Regions from separate parts of the Mus musculus genome. Here region 1 is linked to region 2. Evidence: chromatin loops called from intact Hi-C (ENCODE). Cell type or tissue: heart. All regions are shown on one strand. Links, peaks and the distances in the headings refer to the core of each region. The heading gives the core; the rest is flanking DNA. Region 1 holds the start of Ddx10 (DEAD box helicase 10). Region 2 holds the start of Atm (ataxia telangiectasia mutated).

Region 1 (8,952 bases), core at 264-8,263, 290 kb before region 2:
GGAAGTGAAATGGAACTGAATCTTGTATTCAGGGATATTAAAATGAATTAAGGGAATGGTAACCTTGGGACAAGATTGCACCCTGCTAAATTCAGGTCTAGGCATGGTAATACAAACCTTTAATCCCAGAAGGCAAAGGCAAGCAGATCTCTGAGTTCAAGACCATCCTGGTACAGAACAAGTTCCAAGTAGAGAAAAACTTAAATGCGTAAGTAGTGGACATCTTTAACCCAGCACTTAAGAAATAGGCATGCAGATCTCTGAATTCAAAGTCAGTCTACAGAGCAAATTCTAGCATAACCAAGATTAGGCAGAGAATAAATTCATTGAAAACAGAAAGTTGGTGATACTATAATAGAACAAGGGAGCCATGTTGAAGCCCCAGGAAACAGAATTCAGCAGCTTCACTCATTTGGCTCTGGCTTTATAGTCAAGATGAGAAGGAGACTAATGGGATAACTAATGTTAGTTAGCTGGACCTAAGAAATTAACAGTGATTAAGAAGAGACCAGCATCACTGAAGTGAAATCTGGGAAATGTTTTCTGAGAACACAAAGAAGCTATGTTCTCAGAGATAGTCAAAGTTGTCCCTCATGCTACAGCTGTACTTGGTAATGTGTAAGAATCACCCAGGGGTATCAATTTTGAAAGTATAAAAGGATCATGGAGAGCAACTGAAGGTTGGCACTGTGAGAGGCCATGGAAAGCGACTGGTGAAGGTGCAGCCTCAGCTGAAATTGACAGCTGAGGACTGAAGGGGTCATGCAAAGTTGAGACTTGGCACCATGGAAAAAGCCTATGAAAGGCTATTGGTGAAGTCTAGTTGCAGCAGAAGACCCCTGTGTATTGGAGATGCCAGTACCATGGGATGGTCACCATGAACAGAAGCAGCAATGGAATGGAGTCAACCAGAGCCTAGAATGCTATGAGCTGGAGATGTAACCCAAGCCCTTTGGAGGAGTCCAGAACATCATGTATAGATCCCAGACACTGAAACAAGAAGCTGTGATGTTGAAGTTGCCTTGGAGACCCAAAGATGTTAAAAATGCCAGAGCCGTGGGATATCTGCAGAGGAAAGTTGCTAACAGAGAGTGGAACCAGCCCAGGAGAAAGAACTTTACTGCAATCAATATAAATGAAAATGAGTTGAGATCTAAAGACCACTTTAACATCAGACATGAGATGCAGAGTTTGGAGTTTGCCCAGCTGGTTTCCTGTCTTTCTTTGGGGATTAGAGTTAAGTGATTGGATGAATCTCAGAATAGACCTTGAACTTGGACTAAATTGTTGACACTGCTATAAACTATGGGGACTTTGGAAATGGGACCAAATGTACTTCTTTATTATGCTACGACCAAGTACTCATAGACTCATACGTTTTAACAAGCCGATGGAGGCCAGGGAGTAGAATGTGATGCTTTGTATAAGCTTGGCACAGGGAGTAGCACTATTAAAAGGAGTGGCCCTATTGGAGTAGGTGTGTCACTGTGAGTATGGGCTTTCAGACCCTCATTCTAGCTGCCTGGAAGCCAGTATTCAGCCAGCAGCCTACAGATGAAGATGTAGAACTCTCAGCTTGCCTGCACCATGCCTGCCTGGATGCTGCATGTTCCCATTTTGATGATAATGGACTGAACCTCTGAACCTGTAAGCCAGGCCCAATTAAATGTTGTCCTTATAAGAGTTGCCTTGGTCATGGTGTTCATTCACAGCAGTAAAACCCTAACTAAGACATTCAGCATAGGCAGAAATAAGGATATGAACTCAGAAAAGTTCTGGGTAGAACAAAACAAGGAGTCACAGCTCCACGGAAGTAAACCAAGCACAGGCTAAGGCTACATTCTCCAAGCAATTCTAGTCACAGTTCAAAACAAAATCCAAAAGCAATTTGTTAATAATAGCCTCTTTTTTAATTTGTCTTTTTTCTATATGACAGGCATTGTGAATAATGTTTTCCACACTTTATCTTAATTCCTCACAACTTATGAGGCAGGTACTACTACTAAGCCTTTTAAAATAAGGGGGGAGGGTGTGAATAGTGTAAGAAAAGTAACCAAAGTCATATAGCTGGTGAGCCAAATCCGAATCAAATTATCTGAAGTCAAAACCCCAACTAATTCTTAAATGTTGCCAACTCTGAACAGTTTATCTAGTTGTCGCTGTTGCTGTTGCTGTTTAAGCTACAAGATAGCAAGTAATGACTTTTAATTCCAGGATGATTCTACCTATTAAATCCCAAACTAGAAAGGTGGCATTCACTGGAAAGGTGAGAAAGGTAGATGAATGCTGGAAAATATGGGTTTTAAGAGGATGGATAGAAGTAACATTCCTAAGGGGCAGACACCTAGGGCAGGAAAACACGCCAGCTTGTCTAAGTGTTAACTATGAGACTACTCATCTAGGAACACTGGCTACAAGATGCTGATGTCAGGAAGAGGCAAACACATTCCATTGTCTTTCCACTGATTCTTGGTGAAAACCATGAAGACAATGAGACAAAGAACAAAAGATGATGCTAAGGGACAGAGCCAATTCCCAACTTAAAGATCGAGAGCTGTGGAAACAGACACAGGTCTAGGTTCCAATTCCACACTACTAGATGTGGGAAATTAGGGCCAGTTTCTTATCCTCTCCAAACTCTACAGTTCTTATCCGTTAAATGGACTACTAGGATCCATCCACACCTCAAGATAGGGGCAAAGAATATAAAACATGGAGAGTACTTAAAGATATTTCTATTATTTTAAACATTTCCCACGAACAACAGCGTTTTCTTACATCACTCCAGATTTTAGCTTATTTATTTCATTTTTGAGACCAAGTTTCACGTATCACTGACTGACCTCGAACTTGCTATAAAGCCTTGGATGACTTTGCACCTCTGATCCCCCTGCCTCCACCTCCTTAGTGCTCAATATGTGCCCGGTTTATGTGGAGCTGGGGATTGAACCCAGGACTTCCTGCGTGTTGGGCTAGCACTCTACTGAAGGCTCTCACTCCATCCGCTAGGTTCTTTCCACAGCGGTCACTATTGCCTCTCTGTTCTGTCACCACTGCTGCACCACATGTCCCTACCCGGAGTGTCACCGCATTTCTATCACTTTTCCCAGCACTGCGGAAAGTAGAAGAGTCAGACCTGGGTAGCGACACCCAACAGACCACTAGTGAGGCCCCGTTGGCCGGGTCCGCCCCTTTCCCACACCACCCTGACCCTAAGTCCACCACAGCGGCAACACCTCCGGGCTGCACCCACCCTCGCTCCCCAGAGCCCCGCCGAACGTGCCCCGAGCCCACCTCACCTTCTCGTAGTTTTGCATGAGGCGGCTGATCCCCTCGCGCTCGACCTGCCATTCCGGCTTCTTTAGCTGCTTCCTCCGCTCCTTCTTTTGGTGCTGCCTGTGGCTGTGTTTTTTCTTCCAGCGATTAAAGCTCCGCACCGGGTCGGGTCGGGTTCCCTGACCCAGAGAAGCAACCGTTTTGCCCATGGCGGGGGCTGCCAGGACCCACGACGCCGCTACACGGGAGCCTCCTCGCTCCTCAAGGCACAGCACGGAAGACGCGAAACCAGCGTGTGGAGAAGGCGCAGGGGCGCACGCGCAAGTCCGGGAACCCGCCCCCAAGCTGGGGAGAGTGGGCACACATTAATGACGACAGGCAATGCGCGGACGATGATTGGTGATTTGGCTTCCGCTGGGCGGGGCGATCTTAAGACGCCAGGGGAAAGCGTGCACGGAGGAACTGGGCGTGCTCCACTGCTTCCGAGAGTGCTTGGGGCTTCCGGAAACAGCGCAAGTACACTGCTTATTGCTAGTATGGTGAAGTCATACTCAGCGTAAAGTACTGCTTTTCATTTACTCTGGATTCAAGTGTGCCCAACATTCGCGAGTACACTGCTATACGTTATAGAGTATGTAGGTCGTAGTTACTTTGTAGATCAGACTGGCCTCAAATTTATAAGAATTCACCTGCCTCCTGAATACTCTAATTTCAGTTAAATGCCACCGTGTTGACTCAAAATGCTTTAAAGCAAACTTTTCAATTAACAAAAAGTTACATAATACAGAAAAATACACTTACACATAGACATCGTAAAGATGCCTCTGGAGAGCATCCTAAACATCAATCACCATTTATCTTACAAAGTGTCAAAAACAAACAAAACAAAACAAAACAAAAACCAAACCCTGAGATGATTACTGTGTTAGTCACTGAACTATTACTGTGAAGAGACACCATGACCAAGGCAACTTTTATAGAAAGAAGCATCATTTAACTGGGCTGGCTTACAGTTTCACAGGTTTAGTCCATTATCATCATGACAGGGAAGGCATGCCAGCATCCAGGTGGGCACTGGAGCAGTACCTAAGAGCTGCATCCTGATCCATAGGCAGGACACAGACACACAGACACACACACACACACCTGCGTGCGCACGCACACGCACGTACGCACGCATGAACAGCGACACTGTGCCTGGCATGGACTTTTGAAACTCCAAAGTTTTGAAACTGTGACTCCAAATATATGAGCCTATGGAAATCATTCTTATTCAAACCATCACATTTACTCTCAGTTTTAACAACTGGGTGGCCTTAACTGAATATTCACATTGTATATTTTATAGTGATTTTTTTTTTCAAGACAGGGTTTCTCTGTGTAGCACTGGCTGTTCTGGAACTCACTCTGTAGACCAGGCTGGCCTCGAACTCAGAAATCCACCTACCTCTGCCTCCCAAGTGCTGGGATTAAAGGCGTGTGCCACCACTGCCCAGCTATAATGATTTTTAAGTTAAGTAAATGTTTATTTCCACGACTATGACTATAGCTATAAGTTAAACCAAGATTTTTTTTCATATTTTCCATCACTACACTTTTTTTGTTTTGTTTTGTTTTGTTTTTCGAGACAGGGTTTCTCTGTATAGCTGTCCTGGAACTCACTTTGTAGACCAGGCTGGCCTCGAACTAAGAAATCCCTCTGCCTCCCAAGTGCCTCCCAAGTGCTGGGATTAAAGGTGTGTGCCACCAAACCCTGCTATCACTATACTTTTTAAATGCACTCACACATGCACACACACACACACACACACAAACACCATGTGTCTTGTGAACTTTTCCAAGGGCAAGTGAAATAGGGCACCAACAATGACTAAAGCAAGGAATGGATTCTACCCCTTAGAGAACCAATGAGTATAATTATCCAGACCATTGAGATTTCTTTTTAAAGTATGAGCAATGTTAGGCAGCTCCACCACTGATGAAAAAAAAAAATGTATCTCTCAGCTCCTCAGGAACCCCTCCCCTGTAGTGTGACTGGGATATTCTCTTTGAGGGCTATAACTGTCTAGCCAATAAACTCAGGAGGACTTGGTATTGATGCAAAGGTGCCAGAAAAATCAACAAATGTTGGAGCTCTCAAAATCAGAGACCAACATCGAGTTCTTATCCCACAGATCCTACCAATGAAACCCAGTCAGACAGAAACAGTGGACAAGTGAGTTCAAAAGTAGAACAGTTCATTAAATCCTGATAAGGAGGCAGAGGTCCTGAGAACAGAGTAAAGATGGTAAGCCAGAGCTGCCCAACAGAAGACATCCAAGGGTGAACTGCCATTATCCAGCTTTTTGCCTGTTTATTTGTTTGCTTTTAAAGGGGGAGGGCTTTCCCCTGTTGATACATCTACAATGCAACTTCACATATAAAGCTCGGGGAAAATTACAAGACAAGTTAGATAAGGGCATCAACAATGACTAAGGCAAGAGATGGATTCTACCCTCTCTTCAGTGTTGGGGACTAGACCCAGGATCTTGGGTATGCTGGACAAGCACCCTATAGGCTGAGCTGCATCTCCAGTCAATTTCCCTATATTTTGAATAAGCAATCAGAAACTGTAAAAGAAAAACCATGGAGGAGAAAATCCTAATTTTTATTTACCTTTCCTGGAACAGTATTGCAGAAAAACAAAAAACAAACAAACAAAAACAAGAAGTAAACAAGGAAGAAGAAAGACTGTACAAGCCACCAGATCAGGACATGGACTTCAGGATCATGATTTCTAGACATGGAAGGGAAATTGGATCTATGAAATCTCAATAATGTTGTTGGTTGAAAAACCCCTGCATAATGACAACACCAGTAGACATGCCACCATAGATGGGGAAATTCCACAAGTCCCTGCCACTAGAGGCAGAGCTACAGGAAATGAATAGCTGCTGAGAAAGAGAGGAGAATCAGTTTTCTTTAGGAACAAGCCCCTGAATAGGTCATCCAATCCCAAGTGGTCGGCCCCAAACACATGCACAGATGAGCAATACTAAATAGAATCAGTAGGTCACATGCACTTATAAATAAATAAATAAATAAATAAATCTCTTTTTAAAAGATTTCAGAGTTCTGACACTTACCTCACAGTTAAATAGACAGCTGCATATTTCCTGACTGTTTGTTTGTTTGTTTGTTTTTCTATAACATTGTTCCAGGGAAGGTAAACAGATCCTGGATCTTCTTCTGCCTGGTTTTTCCTTTACCAGTCTCTGATTCCTTATTTAAAATATTAAAAAAAAAAAACTGGCTGGAGATGCAATTCAGAGTGCTTGCTTATCATACACAAGATCCTGAGTCCAGTCCCCAACATTGAATAACATTAGACATCACAAGATGTCTAATAAACATTAGACATCACAGTGCACACCTGTAATCCCAGAACTCAGACGATATAGGTAGGGGCCGTTGGGACTTTAAGATTATCCTTGGATACATGCCAAGGGCAAGATCAGCTAAAGCTATTCAAGACCTTGTCTCAAAAAGCAAAACAAGAAAACACTTGAAAAAACATATAGGAAAAACTAAGGTATCAGGTTTAAGAATCTTAGTCCACCCCTCAAAAAAAATCTGCAGAATAACATCTATGTTCACATAAATACAAGGGCCCCCTCCACCCATCATTTTGTTTTCTGTGATTTTTTTTAACCAACAGTCAACTGCAGTCCAAAAATAATTAATATTTGTCTTGATTCTCCCATATAGTAGAACCATGGAACTTTATTTCAGTACATTGTTATAACTGTTCTGTTTGATTAGTAATTACTGTGTCTAATCTATGTGTTACACTGAATCAGAGGTCTGAGTGTATAGGGTAAGCATGCTATATATGAAGTAGTGTAGCATGGATCATAAAACTTGGTGGCTCTCACGTGCTGAGAGAGAGGCCAAAGGAGGACCAATCTCAAGCAGCTGAGCCCTGACAGCTTACCTCACAGACAGAGGACAAGAACACAAATTTTCTCCTTATTTCATTTTTGTTCTGTAAAATTATAACACTGTCATAGGAAAAGAGAGAGAAGCTAGAAGCCTGTGTCTCCTTGGTTGAACCAAACTGCAAAGAAATCTATTTCACTTTATCAATTTCTATCTCTTGATTTTTTTTTAATACAAGGAAACTCTGAAGGCAGACTTGTGGCCCACGTACCTGGTGATGTCTACACAGTTTGGAATTACCCATGGCTTTGGACGTTCCTAAGGATGTACAGTGTGTCCCCTATGGAGAAGAAGGCATTACATGTTGTTTGTTTGGACTTTGTTTCTTGAAACAGGTTCTCAAGTAATCCAGGCTGGCTTTGAACTCTTCATCCTCCTGCCTGTATCTCCTACCTGTCTTATGACACCTGACTTGAGTTGGGTTTTAGAAATCCACAATCTGCTCTTTAAGCTCTCACCTTTCTTACTCTTTAGCCCTCCTTCCCTCTCTCTCTTTCCCCTCTCTCCACGTGGCTATGGCCGGCCTCTCTCCCTCTTTCTACCTTATCCCTTTCCCCCTGCCTTTCTACAATAAAGCTCTAAAACATAAAAAAAGAAAGAAAGAAAGAAATCCACAAGTCTAATAATACTTATTTAAGATAATTAAGCAATACATAATGTTTAACAAATGGTAATGATGTTAAAAGTTTAACCACTCTCTAAATAAAACCCTTTTCTTCTCAGAACTCCATATATTCACTTTGAAAAATATCTTTTAAGCTGGGTGGTAATATCACATGCCTTTAATCCCAGCACTCAGGAGGCAAAGGCAGGAGGATATCTGAGTTTGAGGCCAGCTTGGTCTACAAAGCTAGTTCCAAGACAGGCAGAACTACACAGAAAAACCCCATTTGGAAACAAACAAAATTTTAAAAGAAAAGAAAAAGAAAAACATCTATTAGAACTTATTATATTAATCAAGATTCTGGAAAAGAGCGGAACTGATAGAATAAACGTATATGCATATATATTTTAAAGGGGATTGATTAGCTTGGTTTACAGGATGTAGTCCAGGTAGTCCAGCAACTTTTGTTGAATTAAATTTTTTTGTATTAAGGAAAAGTGTTTTTTAAAGGAACCTGCACAGTAAGACCTTTCCATGAGCTCAGAGAAAGCCAGAGGCACTCAGGGAAAATCAATGCATGCATCCTATTTCCTCTTCCCATTTAGTTGTGTCTAGGGGATTATGTGTTTAGTGAACAGATTGTCTAAAAGAAATTCAAACAGATCCTAATCGTGAATCCAATTATAATTAAGAAAATAATTCATATCAGTTCATGTTTACTGTCACTAACATTGACAAGCCTCTGGAATATTAACATATGAAAAGACATATCCATATGATCCACATGATTTTAATTCATATGATCTATAAATAATATTGATATTCTTAGCAAAGGTATCTCCACTTACTAGTGTTATATAAAAACTTATGTGGGTATCAGCAGCAGCAGGTGACAATAGCAAACTCCTAGCAGCCTAAGGATTTCCTCCCACTTAGAGACACTCAGATAATGCCAGATCCTCGACTTCCCTCAAAAACTTCTTCAGGATTTTTTTCTCAGTGAGATTCTGGACTTAGCCAGAGTGAAGCCAAGTTAGTGAGTTTATCAAGTTAGTGAGTTTAGATAGAGCCATGTAGGAGATGAATAGTATACT
Region 2 (8,952 bases), core at 216-8,215:
TGTATATGGGTACACTATAACTGAACAGATGGTTGTGAGCCTTCATGAGGTTGTTGGGAATTGAATTTTTAGAACCTCTGCTCACTCTGGTCGGCCCCACTAGCTCATCCCTGCTAGCTCCGGCCCATAGATTTATTTATTTTATACATAAGTACACTGTAGCTGTCTTCAGACATGCCAGAAGAGGGTGTCAGATCTCATTACAGGTAGTTGTGAGCCAGGACCTTAGGAAGAGCAGTCAGTGCTCTTACCCTCCGAGCCATCTCGCCAGCACCCTGATGCATCTTTCTTGTTGTTACAGGATATACATCTAAAATATTCTATCAAAGAAATGACATAAACCTTCCAGTGTTATGTATGTTTTTAAAACTTTCAGATAACCACTAAGGGTCAACTTCCTATGTAACACATAATGATATACAGCAAACAAAATTAAAGAGTAAAATGGCATCACAAAACAGAAAAAGAAACACAAGTTCAAAGAGGATACCTGAAAACAGCATCCCAATTCAGATATTTTCCTTGTTTGGAATCAGAATGCCTATCTAAATGTTGAACTGTTTCAGGATCCTGAATCAGGCGCTTAAATTTATCCACTTCTTTCTGAAAATAAAAAAACATAATAATAATAATAACATACTATGTTACCTATCACACATTTGCTTCAAGAAAAACAACTTCAAATACTATATTACCCTTCTTTCTGTAGCTCTGTCATGCTCTAACTGCCGGCAGCAAATGAGCAGATCATTGAGTGCTAGACTCATGGTTTAAGATTTCAGAACATGCATCCTCACCTGTAAAAAGAAATATACAAATTTCATTGATTTTTTTTTTTTTTTTTTGCTAAGGACTGGCTTGGTGCTTTAAGCATACTAAACATGTGATGTGCCAGTAAGCTGTACTTTAGACCTGTACGTAACTATTTTAGACATTAACTACACATTTAAACCTAACTATACATGCAGAGGCACACTGTGATCAAAGGCACAATAATTTTTCTTAACATTTCTATAGGACATTTTCTTAAAGTATATCAAAATTAGGCTCTAATTCTCAAATGTGTGCTTTGCCTAGCATGGTAATCTATTATTTTGAATAAAATGAAACAGTTCAGTATTATCTCTATAAAAGGAAAACATTCGCTGGGCGTGGTGGCACACGCCTTTAATCCCAGCACTTGGGAGGCAGAGGCAGGCGGATTTCTGAGTTCGAGGCCAGCTTGGTCTACAAAGTGAGTTCCAAGGCAGCCAGGGCTTCACAGAGAAACCCTGTCTCAAAAAACAAAAAAAAAAAAAAAGGAAAACATTCATTGATAACAGCAAACAATATTTGTTTCACATGTACAGTGTATCAGGTTAGGCATGCTATGGACAGCTAGAAAATAACTGAACCATACTGATACACAGCCTACCCTCTTGGAGACATCTGGTGACAATGGTGATGATACAAGTATTAATCCATAGTTCCAAGTTGCAACTTATGCCTCAAAGGAAATCAAAATACAGTAGAAAACAAAAGAAGAGAACAGAGAGTGCCACAGCACATTAGTGTAATCCCAATACCAGTGGGAAGGTAAAGAAAGGAGGATAGAAGTTTAAGGTCACCCTCAGTGAGATCAATGCCACACTGAGCTAAAGAAGCTCATACCCCCCCCCAAATTACAACAGTTTATCATTTAGATTAAATTGTTATGAATTAAGTAAATGCAAGATCTGAATGAACTGAATGGCAGAAAGAGGCAGAAAGGGGGGGGCAGTGAGGGAGAGGAGAGGGAGAGGAAGGGAGGGAGGGAGAGGGAGTAGGGGAGGGAGGGAGGAGGGGGAGGGAAGGAAAGAGAGAGAGGCAGGTAGATCTGTTGAATTCAAGGCTAGCCTGGTCTACAGAAAGAGTTCCAGGACAGCCAGGGCAACAGAGAAACCCTGACTCAAAAACAAACAAACCAACCAACCAAATAGTGGTGGGTGGCAGAACCAAAGCTATCCAACTAGATGAAGAGAGCTATCAAGTGAACAAATGCTGAGACATTAAAACAAGTAACATAGTTCAGCTCCCAACATTCAACTAAAAAAGCTTCCTAAGCAACAGCCCCTGAACAGACAAATCAAATCTTCCTTTTGAGGGTTCAGTCAAGTTGATGCATTTTGACAATAATTACATCTCCCCTTCCCAGAAATAACCCCACCTGTGGCATGTTAGTCTTGGCTAGTGGTAAAAAGCACTGGGGCTCAGTCAGGTATTGCAGGCCTAGGGGAGGCTCAGGCAGCACAATTGTGAGTTAGGGGCTAGCCTGGGTTGCAAAAGGGTGGGTTCTATGGTCAGGCTGTATTGTTCGGATCCAGGTCCATTCAATTAACAGTTATCCAACCTGCAACATGTTGGTTAAACTGGCACCTGTTTTCTGGATGCTAGATGAGAAAATGATACCAGTATCTACTTTAAGGAGTTCGTTTCCGTTTCTGTTTCCCTCTCCCCCACCACACACCTACTTTCTCTTTCTCTCTCTTACTATCTCACTCTTTCTCTCTCTCTCTCTCTCTCTTTCTCTCTCTCTCTCTCTCTCTCTCACACACACACACACACACAGCAAATATTCAGTATAACTGTCATCCTGTTACTGTCTTCTCTTACGATCGCTTTATAAATCTATTTGATGACTGTTTTTTTCCTCCTCTTCTTGCTCTCATCCCTTCCTCTGGCTTCAATACACTGGAAACTTGCAAAATCTGTATCACTCAATAACAAGAGCTCGTTACACTTTGTGCCTTTCCATGCACTTCCTTCTGTCTGAAAGCTTCGCTACCATCTTGCAGAAGAATTTACACCCGGCAAGATCTAGCAGCAAAGTCGATTCTTTCAGGCTCAGTTTCCACAGAACCAGTCCTTCCTCGGCTAACACAGTTTTTCCTATCACATTGTCGCTTTGAAAAAGTAGCTGTCTACTTATCTGTGCCAGGTGGCGGGGGTGGGACCGGGGAAGGAGCGCAGGTTAAACATTTTCAAAGGCTCAGAGTGGCTGCCACTTACCTACTACAGACAACACAGGCAATACAACTGACAATGAGAATACGAGACTGTGATTTCCAAGGGCCAGTGCTCTTAACTACGAACATGTGCAAACCTGTAGCTTAAATATAAATAAACGCTCTGAGACTAAAGTATGAGATTTAAAAAATCTAGATCGACCAGAACCCTTAAGATGACAGATAGGAAAGAGGGACGTGCAGAAGGGAAGATTTAGGCTCACTCCATCTAGGGTCTGCAGAAAGAGGGAGAAGATGACGGCCGTTCTGCAGAGAAGGGGTAAGAGCCATTCGGAAGCTGAGGAAAGATGGGCTCAGAAGAGAATTTTCCCCTCACAGAAGTCCCCGAGCGTTCGTCCCTCGCTCCTACCGCTGCATTCTGCCTGCCAATGCAAACCCAGGTCGCTTCGCCTTTTCCCGCGTGCACGGATCTAGCAGCTGGTTCTGTACGCACGCCTTCCCGCTTCCGGCTCTATAAAGCAGCAAGTTGGTAAGGCACGGGTGCCCCAAAGGAAGAAGTCGGCATGCGCCGCCGCACGACTGCGCTTGCGCGTAGGCATCACGCGCTCTCCAACTCAAAACACTCGCTCCCCTCAAAACAGTCTCCCGGCCTGAGGAAACGCGCCTGCGCAGTGCGCACCAATGGCGATTGCCCTCGCTCCCGCAACTCCGCCCAGGGGCCGACGCTCCCACAGCCGGCCACCAGGTCCTCTCTGGCCACAACCCTCCGCAGACGGAAATGACGACGGTTCCGAGGAGAACGGAGGCGGGTTTCATTTCGGCGCCTTTCTGTCTCCCGCGGAAGCGATTGGTTAGTGTGGCACGAAAGAGGCGGGACAAATTGCCGCGGGTTCAGCACCTCCAGTGGAACCGGGAGATGCGGCGGCGCCGGGGCTGTCGCCGTGTTTGCTTTGAGTTGAGTCTCGTCCCTTCAGGCCGCTCCCTGTGCAGCTCGGATCATGCTGTTACCCTCGGATGTAGCCAGGCTGGTATTGGGTAAGCGGCGGCCTGGGAGGGCGGGTGATCGGACCCGGGCTGAGGGGACGGAAAGACCAGGGGCTGAGGGGGAGGGCTGCTCGGGGTGGGGAAGCTCTGAGGAGTGGTCTGCTCCCGTCCAAGTTCAGACTAGCGGAGAGGCTCGGTCCCTCGGCGCCTTGGGACAGTCGAAGCTCCTCGGTGTAGGGATGTCCCTTCTCCTCCTGCTGCGCGATGGGGGCAGCCGAAGGGAGAAAGAAGCTCGGCGGGGAACACCTGGGGCCTGGATTCCGAGGCACAGCCAGGCCCGCTGGGACACCTGAAGGAGTGTCGCCTGCGTGATGGACGAGGCTGCGTGTCCCCTACCCTTTCCCTTGTCAAGAGCCGGGACTGATAAAGGAAAAGGCGGGGGGACCCCCGCTTCCCCGGCCGCCCAGCCTTGTGGAAAGACTTTCCGACGCCCTTACCCATAACCCGACCTTAGCACTGGGAATTTGGGACACAGGGAGGGCCCCACACCCCTGGCCCACCATAGTGGCTTGAAACGCCAATTGCATATTTCAGAACGGCAGCGTGTCGTGTTCTTGAGCAAATATTTAGGAGGTACGACGACTGACTTCTGGTTGCACACGTTCTAGCCCTCGTTTTCCTCCATTTTCGAAAAGGGTTTGTTCATAGACCACTGGTTGGTCGGGAGATACTGTCTCTGGAAAAGACTGTTTTCGTTGTTTGTCCTGTGAAAGAATAAAAGGGATTGTTCTGTAGGGAACAAGAGCCTCTTAGGCTCAAAACTGGACAGTGACTTTGAAACGTTATTTGGGACATCTCTAAAAGAAAGTGGTCGAAGTATGAGGACTCATTCCATAGTTTCCACAGCCGTTACGAACATTTGCTTTGTGCCCAGCCCTGTCCAAAAAATAAAAATTGCACATTAGGCAGGACTTATTTAAGAGGCTCTGTACGATTCTACTGTCCATTTTTTGAGAAACTTAAATACAAAAACTAGTGTTTTGAATGTTTTCATCTTCATCAGACTTGGATAGTTAAATTTATACCTGTGATTTTTAAACTTAGCTTTCTTGTAATTTTAAAATTAGGCTCATACAAAATTGGTTAAAAGTAGACTCACATGATTTTTTTTCTCCCCACCTATACGTATTGTTTAGGTAAGAACTGCGACTTTTAGCAGTCTTGTGATCCATATAAAATTCCATGATCATAGCCTCAAAAGTGGCTTTTGGAGTTTGGTAGTATGAACATTGAAAAGTGGATAATTTTTATGAGGATTTTTCCATGTTTTCTTTCCTCAGATTTTATGGGATGCTTAATAGCAACCCTGATTTCATTAGATACAAGTAGGATGTCATTCCTTCATGTAAGAAAGGGGGTGGGGAGGGGCTTTATATACTGTCAGCATATCCCCTGAAGAGAAAGTCCTGCCTTGTTAAGAAAACCTTAAGGAAATGACAGGGCCTTTCTAATTGGAATAATTATGTTTCTGCCCCACTAACAAGGTAACTTATTCTCTTGATGCCTAGAAACTCAAGTTGTTGCTTTTCATCCTTAAAATCATCTTTGTTGTTCAGATTCTGCTTTCAGTGCCATGAATTCCAGCATGCCTCCCATTCTGTTTTGGAATTGTGATGCCTTTCCTCATACTCTACTTGCAATTCATGTATACTCGGGTTGCAAATATTGCTGAAGCATCTAAAAATTGAACCTCTTTTGAACTTGGAATACAAAAAAAGCCTCCCACTATTTTCAGTTCTGTGATTTAGTACTATCTTTACACACACACACACACACACACACACACACACACACACTTCTATCTACAGGTTTATTGCTTGCTCAGGGTCCTTCTGTGGTACCCCCTTACCATCTTTAGCCCCTCTTTCTTGATTGCATATGGTCTTTGTTGTTGGTTGTTCTGTTGTCTTGTTCCAAACACTGCCAGATTTTTAAGCATAAGAGGAAAAGTAATTTTACTTAACATTCACTTCTTTCTTTCTTTATTTTTTTTACCCTTTAATACCAAAACATTTTTCTCAACTCCCTCTCACATTGTCCAGTGCCCTGTGTCACCCAGGAGATTACTAGTAAAACCGCCTGTTACTTAGTAGCTTTACTAGTTCACGTTCCTCTAACTCTTCAGCTTACTGCACTGAATTATTCACCTAAGTGTTCTCTACTCAGCCAGCTATTTATTGCCTCGATGGAATTTTTCAAACTCTTGTAGAGACCAAGATACATTGCTTGCTGCCTCTAGGTCATCAGTTTGGCTTTTACTAATATGTCATAGGAAGTGCTCTGTGGAGCTGGTTTCTACCCAGCCTCATCTTTTCAATATTTGCGCTAGGCTACAGTATACTAAAGTACTTACATTTTTTGAAATAGTATATTCCTTTCCCCCTGTGTTCCTTGTATTAAAGGTTCAAGTTAAATGTGATATCAGAAAGTTCTTTCAGTAGCCACTGTCCTATTAAAGTAACTTTGTTGGTGGATAAGAGATTTTCTTGGTGAGGTACACATAACAAAATTGATAATTACAGCTATTTTTAAGTTTATGGTTCTGTAGTATTAGTTACTACTGTCTACCTCTAAATTTTCTTTCTTCTTACTAAACTGAAACTTTCTTAATCAGTATTCTCTATTCAAACAAGAATTTTTGGATTCAAGTTTCAGAGTTCTTAGGAACTTCAAAAATGTTAAGTTCTATGTATAAAAGGAGCACTTTTACGATTGAAGGGTTCAGATTTTTTTTCAATTTCATAACTAGGTTAGTTTCTGTATGAGTTGGTGTCCATTCAGAAAACAGAAACTAAGTCCTATGTTTAATGTGATAGGATTTAATGAAGGACTTGGTTACACAGGTGGTGCCAAAGCTTCTTAGCTTATGGGATGAAGGAACTCAGCACAGCAGGAAGCCATGCTAATCCTGGAGACAGGGCGTTATACAGCATCCCAGAGACAACTATGTGGAAGATGAAACTGAAGTCTTGTCTCCTAAGGGACTGTCTGTAGTCAGAGCAAAGATTCGTGAGACAATCAGGGAATAAGGCTTCTTCCTTCTGAATTCCAGTCTGATACAAGCCCTTCCCCTTTTAGAACCGTAGCCGGAAGCCGTGATAGGTGAACCGGGTAACTGCCTGCTTGAAGTCTAGCTTCCAAAATAGAGTCCTAGAAAATAAAGAACTGGTTTAAGGGCAAAAAGAACTAATACTGGCATATTCTTAAGAGATCGGGAGCCATTGGTTTTATTTTCTTTTATATTGAAGACAATGATATAATAAACATTTACCAGGATGCAATTGTAATCATTCTACATCTTGAATAATACCTACACTCACTGCTGACACTTGAAGTGTTTCATGTTTGTGTTACTTTATTTTTAAATCTCTGTGTGTATGTGTGTGCATGAATGCACACCACATTTTGGTTTTGTGGAGCCCAGAGATATTAGATTTCTTGGAGCTGGATTTGCAGGCAGTTGTGAACCACCTTGAGTGGGTGCCAGGAATCATACTCGGGTCCGTGGAAGAGTAATATACACTCTTGACTGATGAGCCATCTCTCCAGTCCAGTTTTCTGGTTCTTAACCATTTTGTCTTTTCATTTGAAGCTTATTAACTATTCTTTTATGCAGCGCTCATACTAGGCATGGTCCCCAAACAAATTTCTACATATATGCCATCAATACTTTGGAGCATATCACCCCCTTGAACAGTCATTTTCCATTCTTGGTAGTATTTTTTTTTTTCTCCAGAGCTGAGGACCAACCGAGGGCCTTGCACTTGCTAGGCAAGCACTCTACCACTGAGCTAAATCCCCAGCCCCGTTTTTATTTATTTATTTATTTATTTATTTGTAGTAAATTCTTAAGTCTGTATCTTCCCATAAACTAAGCCACTCCTACTTTCTCAGTACTTTTAGCCTTTCCTAAGATAATTTCTTCTAACTCCTTGTAAATTATAATTTGTGGATTGAAGCCATACATTTTATATTTGTAGATCTAGTACTACAAGACATTGTTACTTCTCTTAGTAAGACCTTATTTCTTATTAAGAAATTATATTCTTTCAGGGATATTAAACCATCAGTATTGCTGGGGAATCAGTACATGAAGGAGATATTTACACAAACAGAGCTTTGGTTCTTGCTTTCTTTGGACTCCTTTTTGTCTTTTCCTAAAAAGGCCAAGCTCTTAGAATGTTTCCCCAATTTATGAAGACCCTTCGTATAGTTTAGATTTTATCTGTCATGTGATTAGTTGGTTATGATCAGATGGTTAATGATGGTGGGTAGGCATTTTTGTAGCACATAACCAGTTAATCATATAAACCATGGCATCATTGAACATTTTCAGGTAATTTCTACGTTGTTTTTGAGCTCTTAAGACAAAGTAAAGCAGAACTTACCAAATTTAACCAAAAAATTAAAGCTCAAATTTTACCAAAGCATATTTGAGAGTAGAACATAATGTCTCAGGTATTTCTAGATGGCTATGCATTTCTATAACAAGTAGCAGTGATGCACTGTTTTCCAGAGCCTTTTCTCAAATACACTATGCAAGCTTGTACTGATTTACAATGTATCATGAACTATCATATCTGATATTCTTTTCCCAAGGCATGCTAGCACAATTGATCATATTTTTCATAGGTCGTGGATAAATCATCTTCTTTTTGTTTTTGCTTCTGTTTTTGTTTTTTCGAGACAGGATTTCTCTGTGCAGCCATGGCTGTCCTGGAACTCAGAAATCCATCTGCCTCTGCCTCCCAAGTGCTCCGATTAAAGGTGTTTGCCACCACTGCCCAGCAATTATCTTTTTTGTCTAAGGCATTGCTTTTCAACCTTCATTTCACTGTTATACCCTTTAAGGAGACTTTGTAAAGTTTTTCTAACCACCCTTCCCACAAATATTTTTAATCTCACAAAAAAACTGTACATCTTT

Evidence for each region. Peaks named below come from ENCODE experiments on the same cell type or tissue, not always from the same donor. Only the 100,000 strongest peaks of a DNase experiment are listed, where the experiment ranks them.
Region 1: it touches region 2 in a loop (6-fold over the local background); 7 of 42 quality-filtered maps call a loop at or near these places.

Annotation. Positions count from the first base shown.
Region 1 is chr9:53,244,519-53,253,470 of GRCm38, forward strand. Ddx10 (DEAD box helicase 10) reads right to left here and starts at 3,594. Exons shown (of 18, transcript NM_029936.2): 1 at 3,300-3,594. The coding sequence starts at 3,485. In heart, for the core only: no CTCF peak of the experiment used is centred there; a DNase peak (open chromatin) is centred at 3,673; H3K4me3 peaks cover 1,903 bases; H3K27ac peaks cover 1,131 bases.
Region 2 is chr9:53,533,170-53,542,121 of GRCm38, forward strand. Atm (ataxia telangiectasia mutated) reads right to left here and starts at 3,502. Exons shown (of 63, transcript NM_007499.3): 1 at 3,394-3,502; 2 at 696-797; 3 at 491-603. The coding sequence starts at 767. It overlaps Npat (nuclear protein in the AT region), which reads left to right and starts at 3,878. Exons shown (of 18, transcript NM_001081152.1): 1 at 3,878-4,019. The coding sequence starts at 3,983. In heart, for the core only: a CTCF peak has its summit at 3,726; a DNase peak (open chromatin) is centred at 3,702; H3K4me3 peaks cover 3,350 bases; H3K27ac peaks cover 2,567 bases.